2 separate regions of the Homo sapiens genome follow, and region 1 is linked to region 2. Evidence: chromatin loops called from intact Hi-C (ENCODE). Cell type or tissue: heart left ventricle. All regions are shown on one strand. Each heading gives the region's core, and the rest is flanking DNA. Links, peaks and the distances in the headings are about the cores only.

What was found. Peaks named below come from ENCODE experiments on the same cell type or tissue, not always from the same donor. Only the 100,000 strongest peaks of a DNase experiment are listed, where the experiment ranks them.
Region 1: it touches region 2 in a loop (3-fold over the local background); 25 of 110 quality-filtered maps call a loop at or near these places.

The regions. Positions count from the first base shown.
Region 1 is chr17:17,311,614-17,316,981 of GRCh38, forward strand. The region is part of intron 2 of NT5M (5',3'-nucleotidase, mitochondrial); the gene reads left to right. Among named protein-coding and RNA genes, the nearest start is that of NT5M, 11 kb to the left of the region's middle. In heart left ventricle, for the core only: a CTCF peak has its summit at 2,181 (motif pointing left); a DNase peak (open chromatin) is centred at 2,178.
Region 2 is chr17:17,139,383-17,144,750 of GRCh38, forward strand. It overlaps MPRIP (myosin phosphatase Rho interacting protein), which reads left to right. Exons shown (of 24, transcript NM_001364716.4): 8 at 3,245-3,383; 9 at 4,174-4,287. Among named protein-coding and RNA genes, the nearest start is that of PLD6, 64 kb to the right of the region's middle. RefSeq lists enhancers at 1,288-1,878, 2,579-3,121, 3,122-3,663. In heart left ventricle, for the core only: a CTCF peak has its summit at 2,669 (motif pointing right); a DNase peak (open chromatin) is centred at 2,689; H3K27ac peaks cover 240 bases.

The DNA of each region.
Region 1 (5,368 bases), core at 194-5,193, 170 kb after region 2:
TGAATGACAAATGTAAGGTATGATTTGGCCTTCATTGTGTCATATAAATGCCTCTAAAAATTGTCAACTTTTAAAGTTCTAATATGATAAATAGGTGTCAGAGAAACACAAAATACAGAGTTTGAGTTGAATCGTAGACCTTATTTGGTAGTAATTTATCTTTGGATGTGAGTCCAAGTCCTGCAGAGTAGTGAATTTTATTCTGGTTTATGGTATGAACTTGATGTATCGTGTTCCTGTAGCAGGAGTCTGAGAGGCAAAGAATATGTGTACAGCATTCACACTTAAGCTTTCAAAACCCTGCTCGTGGCCTGGATCAGCATGTGCTGACCTGCAGCCACATGACTGTGTCCTGGGGAGCTGCAGGGCACAGTGGTTTGGAGTGGGGTTCTGGACATTGGCTGCCCAGGCTCACATCCTCACTTCCCCAGAATCTCATTCCCAGATGTCAGGCAAGTTATTAAACTTTCTGGGTTTCAGTAAAATGGAGATAAGGAGAAAGTCCTCAGTATATGTGCCTGGCACATAGCAGGTGCTCAGCAAATGCTAGCTGCTGCTGTTGCCGCTCTGTAAGATTTAATAGGCATATCGCAAGAAAGGCATCCTTAAGCCACCACGGTATGGGAAACAATGGATTAGATTGGCTTCTTCACCATAGTACTTTTCAGAGCTTTTAAGTGCTTGTGTGCTTTGTGACACTGCATTGGGGTAGTAAGGGATGCAGCTTTCTTCAAAAGTATTCTAGCGGCCAGGCACGGTGGCTCACACCTGTAATCCCAGCACTTTGGGAGGCCAAGGTGGGCAGATCACCTGAGGTCAGGAGTTCGAGGCCAGCCTGAACAACATGGAGAAACCCCGTCTCTACTAAAAATACAAACAAATTAGCCAGGCATGGTGGTGCATGCCTGTAATCCCAGCTACTCGGGAGGCTGAGGCAGGAGAATTGCTTGCACCTGGGAGGTGGAGGCTGCGGTGAGCCAAGATTGCGCCATTGTACTCCAGCCTGGGCAACAAGAGTGAAACTCCATCTCAAAAAAAAAAAAAAAAAATGTATTCTAGCCTGGGTGGGGTTTGGTAGCTCATGCCTGTAATCCCATCACTTTGGGAGACTGAGGCAGGAGAATCACCTGAGCTCAGGAGTTTGAGACCAGCCTGGGCAACACAGCAAGCTCCTGTCTCTACTAAAAAAAAATAATAATAGTAATAAAAAGAAGCCAGGCATGCTGACCTGTCCCTATAGTCCTAGCTACTTGGGAAGCTGAGGCAGGAGGATCACTTGAGCCCAGGAGTTCAAGGCTGCAGTGAGCTATGATCACGCCATGTACTCCTGCCTGAGCAACAGAGCAAGACCCCGTCTCTTAAAAAAAGATATTCTAGGCCGGGTGCTGGCTCACACCTGTAATCCCAGCACTTTGGGAGGCTGAGGCGGGCGGATCACCTGAGGTCAGGAGTTCGAGACCGGCCTGACCAACATGGAGAAACCCTGTCTCTACTAAAAATAAAAAATTAGCTGGGTGTGGTGGGCGTGGTGGGGCATGCCTGTAATCCCAGCTACTCAGGAGGCTGAGGCAGGAGAATCGCTTGAACCCCTGGAGGCAGAGGTTGTGGTGAGCTGAGATTGCGCCATTGCACTCCAGCCTGGGTAAAAAGAGTGAAAATCTGTCTCAAAAAAAACACCAAAAACCAAAAAAGGTATTCTAGCCTGGAACATTTTTTCATAGCTTCTCGATTAATACCTTTGCAGAAATTCCCGTTTGGGAATGCAAATCTAGACCATACCCAGTGGTCCTTTATCTCCATTTGGCTCTTAAATTGGTAGAAGATTCCTATGGTCAGTTTGTGCCCAGTATCTAGACAAAGCGAAGGGACTCGTCAGTAACTGAGTGGATAACTGTGTATCTGGTGCTGAAGTGGGCACTGAGTACAAGAGATGTGGGCCCAGCAGCAGAGACCAAGGCTGATCAGTCACCCTCATGACTATTTATCCAGCATCTGCTGCATGCTCAGCCTCATCCCAGGGGCTGCGGGGACACAAATAGGTAAGAGAGTTCTTACCTTCAAAGAGTTCCCTGGTAAACAGACATTGGAACATAGATCTCAAAGTAATCGTGGCGTTGGGGCTCAGGCAGGCAGGCAGGAACTGCTGCTCCCCGGGAGGCCACGCCATTGTGCTGCCATCTTGAGGAATGAAAAGGAACCTGCCAGGTAGTGAAGGGCAAGGGGACTCCAGGTAGGAGGGGAACAGTTGAGCAGACGCCCAGGGGACTCTCCTGAGATGGCCTTTGTGGCACGTCCTGCCCTGTTCCAGCAGCTCTGCGCGTGAGATAGGGCTTCCCTGGGCAGAGCCTCAGGTTCTGAGGAGCTTGGTTTGGAATATCTTCAGGGGTGACCATTCTTTTTATTGTTCGGGAATATATGAATATATTCTTTTTTTTTTTGAGATGGAGTCTTGCTCTGTCGTCCAGGCTGGAGTGCAGTGGTGCGATCTCGGCTCACTACAACCTCCGCCTCCCGGGTTCAAGTGATTCTCCTGCCTCAGCCTCTGGAGTACCTGGGATTACGGGCGCCCGCCACCACGCCCGGCTAATTTTTTGTATTTTTAGTAAAGACGGGGTTTCACCACGTTGGTCAGGCTGGTGTTTAACTCCTGACCTCAGGTGGTCCACCCACCTCGGCTTCCCAAAGTGCTAGGATTACAGGCGTGAGCCATCGTGCCCGGCCGAATATATTCTTATAAAAGACTCCAATAGCATGAGCGTGTGTGAAAATGTGTCAGTTGACCTCTCTCCCTGCATATACCCACCTTGGCCCACTCTTCTTGCTCTAGTTAAGAATTTGGTGTGTATGCTTCCAGACCTTTTGAAGTGCACCCCCCTACATATTTAAATATAGATTTACAAATTGATATGCTCCACCCAGCAGTCAGAGTGATATTTTTTAAACCAAATTCAGATGATGTTAGCCCCACTGAAAGCCCTCTGCTGGCTTCATCTTGTGGTAAAATCCCGCTGTCCCTTGGCCAGGCTGGGAAGGCTGTCTGCCATCTGACCCTGCCTTCCTTTCCAACCTCTGTCTTCCTCTGCTCCTGTCACGCTGGCTTCTTTCCTGCCCCTTGGATGTGCCACACGTGTTTCTGGTCTTAGGACCTTTGTTCTTGTTGCATCTTCCTGGAATGTTTCTGCCCTAGTTCTTTACACAGCTAGATTGTTTTTCTCTTTCAAACTGAGAACCGTGCATGTTGCCTCCTCACAGAGGCCTTCCCTGACCACTGCAGCTGAGGTCTCTGCCCTCCCCTCCTGGTCGTTCTGTCCCATGACCCTGAGTGTGTACTCTAAGCTGAAATTGCATGTCTGTGTCTGTCCCTTCCTCTTTTGAGTGTCAGCTCCCTGAGGTCAGGGATTGTCTTGGTTCTGGCTCTATTCTTAGTTCCCAGAATGATGCCTGGCACATCACACACTCAAAATATTTGCCAAATGAATAACTTCATGTGCATAATCCCACAGTAATTGTTGATTTAAAAAAAAATTTTTTTTTAACAATTTTGGAGGAAACCACTCATTTAGAAGGATAAGAACTTAAACCTGATTTTAACATGGTGCTCACTGTCGTGAAGCCTAGAGTAAGAGGCAGTTTATTCATGGGTTCATTAAACAGATACATTTTACGACTTAATATGCACCCAGTACTGTGCTAGCACTGGGGATATATATGTAAATAACACACCTAAGGTCTCCAGTTTCAGGGCAGGTCTCACAGCAGGGAAGATGACAACATATAAACTAAAATGATTTCCAACTGTGATAAGCTTAGTGAAGGAACTAAACAAGGGGCTGTGCTGCAGAGGAAACAGGGAAGGGGCTGCTTTGGGTAGAATGGGAAGCTGGCTCTAGGGAGCTGAGAATTGACATCAGACCTGAAGAGTAAGAATGAATGGGCCAGTGAAGAGTCGGGACAGGCCTTGCAGGCCAGGAGAGGAGCAGGTGCCAATGCCTGAGCCGGGCCAGGCCTTTGTTTGTCTGAGTAACATAAAGGAACTGGACAGCTGGCACTGGAACTTAGGAAGCATGTTGGGGGTGGCAGGGGTGGGTGGAGGGTGAAGTTGAAGAGAGATTGATGTGATCTAACTTAGGGTTTTTTTGTTTTTTTTTTTTTTTTTTTTTTGAGACAGCCTCGCTCCATCACCCAGGCTAGAGTGCAGCGGTGTGATCCCAGCTCACTGCAAGCTCCGCCTCCCGGGTTCATGCTGTTCTGCCTCAGCCTCCCAAGTAGCTGGGACTACAGGCATCTGCCACCACGCCCGGCTAATTTTTTTTTGTATTTTTTAGTAGAGATGGCGTTTCACTGTGTTAGCCAGAATGGTCTCGATCTCCTGACCTTGTGATCAGCCCGCCTTGGCCTCCCAAAGTGCTGGGATTACAGGCATGAGCCACCATGCCCGGCCTTTTTTTTTTTTTTAAATGAGACAGAATCTCACTCTGTCCCCCAGGCTGTAGTGTAGTGGTGCCATCTTGGCTCCCTACTACAACCTGTATCTCCCGGGTAAAAGCAATTATCCTGTTTCAGCCTCCCAAGTAGCTGGGACTACAGGTGTTCGCCAACATGCCTGGCTAATTTCTGTGTTTTTAGTGAAGACAGGTTTTCACCATGTTGGCCAGGCTGGTCTTAACCTCTTAACCGCTTGACTTCCTGACACCTTGGCCTCCCAAAGTGCTGGAATTACATGCGTGAGCCACCGTGCCCAGCTGTAACTTAGGTTTTTATTTATTTATTTATTTATTCGAGACAGAGTTTCACTCTTGTCATCCAGGCTGGAGTGCAATGGCATGATCTTGGCTCGCTGCAACCTTTGCCTCCCGGGTTCAAGTGATTCTCCTGCCTCAGCCTCCTGAGTAGCTGGGATTACAGGCGCCCGCCACCACACCTGGCTAATTTTTGTATTTTTATTAGAGATGGGGTTTCACCATGTTGGCCAGGCTGGTCTGGAACTCCTAACCTTGGGTGATCAGCTCTCCTCGGCCTCCCGAAGTGCTGGGATTACAGAAGTGAGCCACCGTGCCCAGCCATAACTTAGGGTTTTGTTTTTTGTTTTGTTTTGTTTTGTTTTGTTTTTGTTTTTTTTTGAGATGGAGTCTCGCTCTGTTGCCCAGGCTGGAATGCAGTGGCGCAATCTCAGCTCACTGCAACCTCTGCCTCCCGGGTTAAGCGATTCTCCTGCCTCAGCCTCCAGAGTAGCTGGGACTATAGGCACATGCTACCACGCCTGGCTAATTTTTTGTATTTTTAGTAGAGACAGCATTTCACCCTGTTAGCCTGGATGGTCTCGATCTCCTGACCTCATGATCCACCCGCCTCGGCCTCCCAAAGTGCT
Region 2 (5,368 bases), core at 90-5,089:
ACAATTTCACAGTATTCTTCCCAGAAGAGAGTTAGGGTTAGGCACTCTTCTGGGAAGAAGACCCATAGTTTTCATTAGGTTCCCAAGGTTCACTGTCCAGAAAAGAGGTTCAAACCATAGTTCTGGAAGTCTTCTCAGAGTGTCCTCCCTTCCCCAGCCACAACCTGGAGCTCAGAGTTAGAGACGCTACCAGGAGGGACAGGTGAAGGCAGCCATGGGCTCCCGTGCCTCGAAGGGCAGGTGGAGGGAAGTGTCTTTACATCCTGCCCCCTTTTCTTCTGAGCACCCACCATTGGCTGACAGCCCACCCACTCTTCCAAACGTCCCAGATGAAAAGGCCTGTGAGCCTGCAGGTTAGTCTCCAGGATAAGGAAGCATCTCCCAGAGATACTGCTGGTGAGAGGAAAATGACACGTTGACTTCCTAGGGAAAGGAAGGGCAGCCAAGTGGTTCCCAGCCCCTGCCTAGTGCCCCAGGGTGCTCTGCTAAGCACTTGGCTGCCTTAATGTTTCATAGTAGCCTGATGAGGATCTGTTACTACCGCCCCCAGTTATAGATGTGAAAACTGAGGCTCAGGAGTAGGTGACTTCTCAACAATGGATAGCTGGTGCAGATCCCAGTGGGGCCTTAGCCAGGAAGTCCCTGCTCCCATCCTGTGATCCAGGACTGATGCCAAGGATGCTCTTTTAAGCAATTAAGAAAATATATAAGTAAAGGGTTTTGCTAGAGAGAGGAGGAGGCCAGTGGGTGGGCAGGGGAGGCTTCATGCTGGCTGGCAAGCAGGCTGTGTGTCGTGGTGGCTCCAGAGCAGGATCAGCTATGTCCTGGTTTAGCGCCAGACCACAGAATTAGCATTCAGCACACCTGCTTGGCTTGGCTTCTTCTCGGAGAGACTCCTTTTGAACTCGTTCTTGTCTCCTGTCGCCTGGGACAGGTGCAGTCTCTGGGGCTTTGTACTCTGCATGCACTGCCACACGGGGATGGGTTTTCACCTGGTGCTGGCCCCACCCCCCACCAGTTCTGCATACTAATACTGCAGCATCCCTTTCTCCTGACCCTGGTGACATCTGATTGGCTGCTGTCGCTTTCTGAGGCCTGCTCACTGGATCCCTAGTAGCCCACCCTGTGCTTGGTTGGATTCCTGTCCCCTGGTTGATTAGAGCAGAATCTCCAAATTGGCAAGAGATTCTTGGCCACACCTACCTGAAATGGCAGCCACAATAGGTGTGCCCAGGAGCCAGACTGCTGGGACCACAGGGTTGGTTTTTTGACAAGCCACAGTCATCTAGGCAAGCCTATCTGAACCTGACCGGTTCTGGGCTTCGATGTGTCCGTTCCTCAGACTTCCAGAGTGTTTCTTGGATAGTGAGTCACCTCTGGCTGCTGAGTGGGGGAAGTTGTTTTCCTGGTTGGCCTGCTGGTGACTGGCAGCAAGGACAGCTCCCCATGTAGCCCTAACCCCCCTGCCCTCAGCACAGCGGTTAGTGCCCTGGGAACCCTGGAGCTGCAGGGTGCAGGCCCCGTTTTCTGTGCTGACCAGTAAGGTGCTTGCTGTCCCACCTGCAGCTTCCAGGGCACCAAGTAATAACTTTCCACCTCGCCCAGTAGATCAGGGCAGCCAGTGTGCGAGCCTGTGGTCTTACAGGATCTCCCCAGGCCCCCATGCAGAGTGACTGTAGCAAGTGCCTTTCCTCTTCTCCACCACGACTCCTCTGTCTGGATCCCCACAGTACCACGGCATGCGATTTGCATGAGGTTAAAGCCCAGCAGTTCCTCACTGCTTTCCTGGGGCTTTCTAGGCCCCAGTGTTGGGCAGAGGAGCCCTCATCCTGGAAGTGGCCTGTTGGTGAGCCTTGAATCTCACCAAGATCCCACCACAATCGCTCAAGTGTGGTGGACGCCTGGCTTGCACTTACCAAGCTTTCCCTGGGTGTCCTGGAACTCCAGCAGCTTCCTTAGCTTCCTGCTCTCACAATGCCGCGGCCTCTGCTGCTCCCCTACCCCAGCGCCTGCCTCCGCTGCTGGTTCTAGCAGGCTGGCCCGGCACAAGCTTCTTTCCTGAGGAAGACACTTTGTGTCTAAGCACAGGGAGGAAGCTGAGCTGAGGAAGACACTTTGTGTCTAAGCGCAGGGAGGAAGCAGAGCCCGGGGCCCTCGCCCTCCTCTCTCCGGGGGTGAAGACGCCTTAGGCAGCCAGTTTTCCCTCGCACTCCCTGAGAAGCAGCTGGCCTCTTGGGGGAGGTGGGGTCTCAGGAATTGATCTTGTTTCCTCTCTTCCTTGTGGAGATAATTAGGCTTCCAGGCTTGGGAGCCCTTCACCCACTTCCTCTGGGTTCTTATCCTCTTGTCCAGAGCAGCAGTGACACCCTCCCCGCCAGGTAACTTAGGTGCCCCTGGGAGAACAGGCCCGGCCCTGTGAGCTGAGCCTCAGCTGGTGCGTCCCCCACCTCTGACCCCACCAGGGTGACTTCTTGCAGCTGGAGGACAATCATGGTCTCTCTCCCTCTTCAGTGATTACCTTGGGTTTTTGCTTCTTTAATTCTTTGGATAATTTTGGTTCACCATTATTTGATTTGAAAAAGCAGCGCTCTTCCATGTATTCATTTCCCAGCCTTGTTTTCTTTCAGGTCTTGCCTCTGCGCTCTCCTGCTGTGCCGCTGGGTGGCGCTGCGCCTCCTCCACCCGCTTCGCCCCCATCTAAGCTCCGTCTCCGGCCGTAGACAGCCTGAGGAGGCCGCCAGCCCTTTCACATGAAATCAGCCTGCTTTGTTTTTGTTTTAATTTGGTCTTTGATTCCTTTTACTGTTGGCAGAAACAATGTTAATTCCTGGGCCTCTTCCTTGCTAAATTTTGGGGTGGGGGGTGCACTGTGATCCATGAGGGATGCAATGAGAATGGAGGCTGCCTTCCGTGGTGGTGGTTGCCTTTTGATCATGTCTGTGGCTCAGGAGAGGCTGCCGGGTGCCAAGCTGTGTGAATGCCGAGTGGGTCAGCACCACAGAGCCTGCAGGGCCTCTAGCGCGGGGGCAGAGGGTAGGGGCAAGCGCAGGCCTGATGGGAGGGAGGGCCGTGGAGGGGTGCAGGCAGAGCTCGGGTCAGCTGAGCACGTGTCTAGACAACCTCGGTGCTGTGCAAGCCTGAGGGGAATCAGGCCCGGGCCAGGCCGGGCATGGGAGGAGTCGGCTCACTGCCACCTCACAGCTCACCTCACTGCCACCTCAGGGCCTCGTGTCCTCTCTTGCAGGAGGTCCCAGGTGATTGAAAAGTTTGAGGCCTTGGACATTGAGAAGGCAGAGCACATGGAGACCAATGCAGTGGGGCCCTCACCATCCAGCGACACACGCCAGGGCCGCAGCGAGAAGAGGGCGTTCCCTAGGAAGCGGGTGAGCTCCTGGGGCTGGGCAGCACCTCAGGGGTGGCTCGGGGGCGGGTCAGCATGCACCCCATGCGCCAAGTCCCCTCCACACAGGCCTGGGATGTGCTCCTGCCAGGCTTCTCTCCAACCACCTCCTCTGCATAGTGACTTCTTGAGAGCAGGCCTGTCTCCTGCAGCTTCATATCAGAGCCTTCTCCGTCTCTGCTGAAGGATATTCTCATGCATTTTAGATCCCAGATTTAATTAGGATCACTCTCTTCCTATCTGAGACAGCCCAGCAACAAGGCTGAATGTCACACCTTCCTAACTCTTTCTTTCAGTACAACTACACCCCTCGTTTCTCCACTCAGCCCAAGGTAGACTCGGCTTCTGAAATCCTCCTGGGCACCCGCCTGCTGCTTTTGTAGCCGGCCAAGTCTAAGCTCATCTTCTCCTGGCTTCTCTCTTGTTCACAAGGTGCCTAGTGCCTACTGTCTGGCCCACAGCTTGCCACCTGCCACCACAGAGCCCAGGGCTCTTCCTTCTGTGACCCAGAGAAGCTGGAGGATGGGGTGGGGCCAGGAAAGTGACAGTGACTGGGAATCCAAAAGAAAAGGCTGCTCTATCAACCAGGGCATCTCAGGACCCGGGTCCTGTCCTGGCCCTGCTGCAGACTTGCTATGGTGGCTAGGCAGATCACTGCCCCTCGCCAGGAGCAAGGCCCTGGCGGCTCTTGGAGGGGTGGACAGCACCAGCTCGTCCCTCACATGCCCACATTGCCCTGGGCTGCACTGACCAGCGGCTGCTCTCTGCCACAGGACTTCACCAATGAAGCCCCCCCAGCTCCTCTCCCAGACGCCTCGGCTTCCCCCCTGTCTCCACACCGAAGAGCCAAGTCACTGGACAGGAGGTCCACGGAGCCCTCCGTGACGGTGAGCCCAGGCGCCGCGTCCTCCGGAGGCCGTGCTCCTCTGCTTCTGGTCACTCTGAGGCGCTGTCTGTTTCTGTCTATGCGTCCATGCCAGCTGTCCCTCTGTGCACAGGCCCTCGTGTCCGTGAGCACCCCCACCCACCGACCCACAGGCCGTCGAACACAGATTCTGTTTCTTCCCTTTTCTGGTCCCAGCAGAACCAAGGGCTCCATGGCATCCTGAGCTCTGGGAGGAGGCCCTGCGGAGGAGGCCACCTCGGGCTAGGCAGACTCCCGACTCTAGGCGGCAGGGCTGCAGCAGGGACCCTCCGCTCCTCTGGCTTTGGGCATTGCTTTTTGTGGCACTTCGGAGGCAGAGGCCACGTCTTGCTGGAGCTTGTCTCGTTCTCCGTGTCATGCCTCAAGTGGAAGAGCAGGCCTTGCACCAGGTTCTCCATGGGCCTCAGAGCTATGACAACAGAGGTGCGGAAGGAGTGGTCAGGGTACAGGAGCAAGGCCAACTCAGCATGCTGACCCAGCTCCTACCCGCTCTGTCTTCAGCCTCCAGGGGAGCCTGGGGCCTGCTCACTGCCTCTTGTCTCCTCCTTGCTGCCTGCACAGCAGCTCACCATGGGCCTCCGGCCTGCCCCAGGGCTTGGGGGCTGCCAACCACAGATTGATGTGTAACATGGAGTGTGAGGAGGAGTAAGGTTTGGGTTTTTCCTTCAGTCTGGGTTTTGCTTCAGGTGTCTTGAACAAAACTCCTTGTTTCTCTGTTAACTTAGCTGGGAGCGCCTTCCCCAACAGAGAACACCAGCAGGGAACCCACCTGCATAGGCCTTGCCATTGGGGTCAGATTGCAGGCTTGGCTTCAATGGCACAACCATGATATGGAAATTACGAGTTTTTGTTAAAGATCTGCAAGCTAGGCCGGGCACGGTGGCTCACGTCTGTAATCCAAGCACTTTGGGAGGCCGAGGTGGGCAGATCACGAGGTCAAGAGATCGAGACCATCCTGACCAACATGGTGAAACACTGACTCTACTAAAAATACAAAAATTAGCTGGGTGTGGTGTCGCGCTCCTGTAGTCCCAGCTATTTGA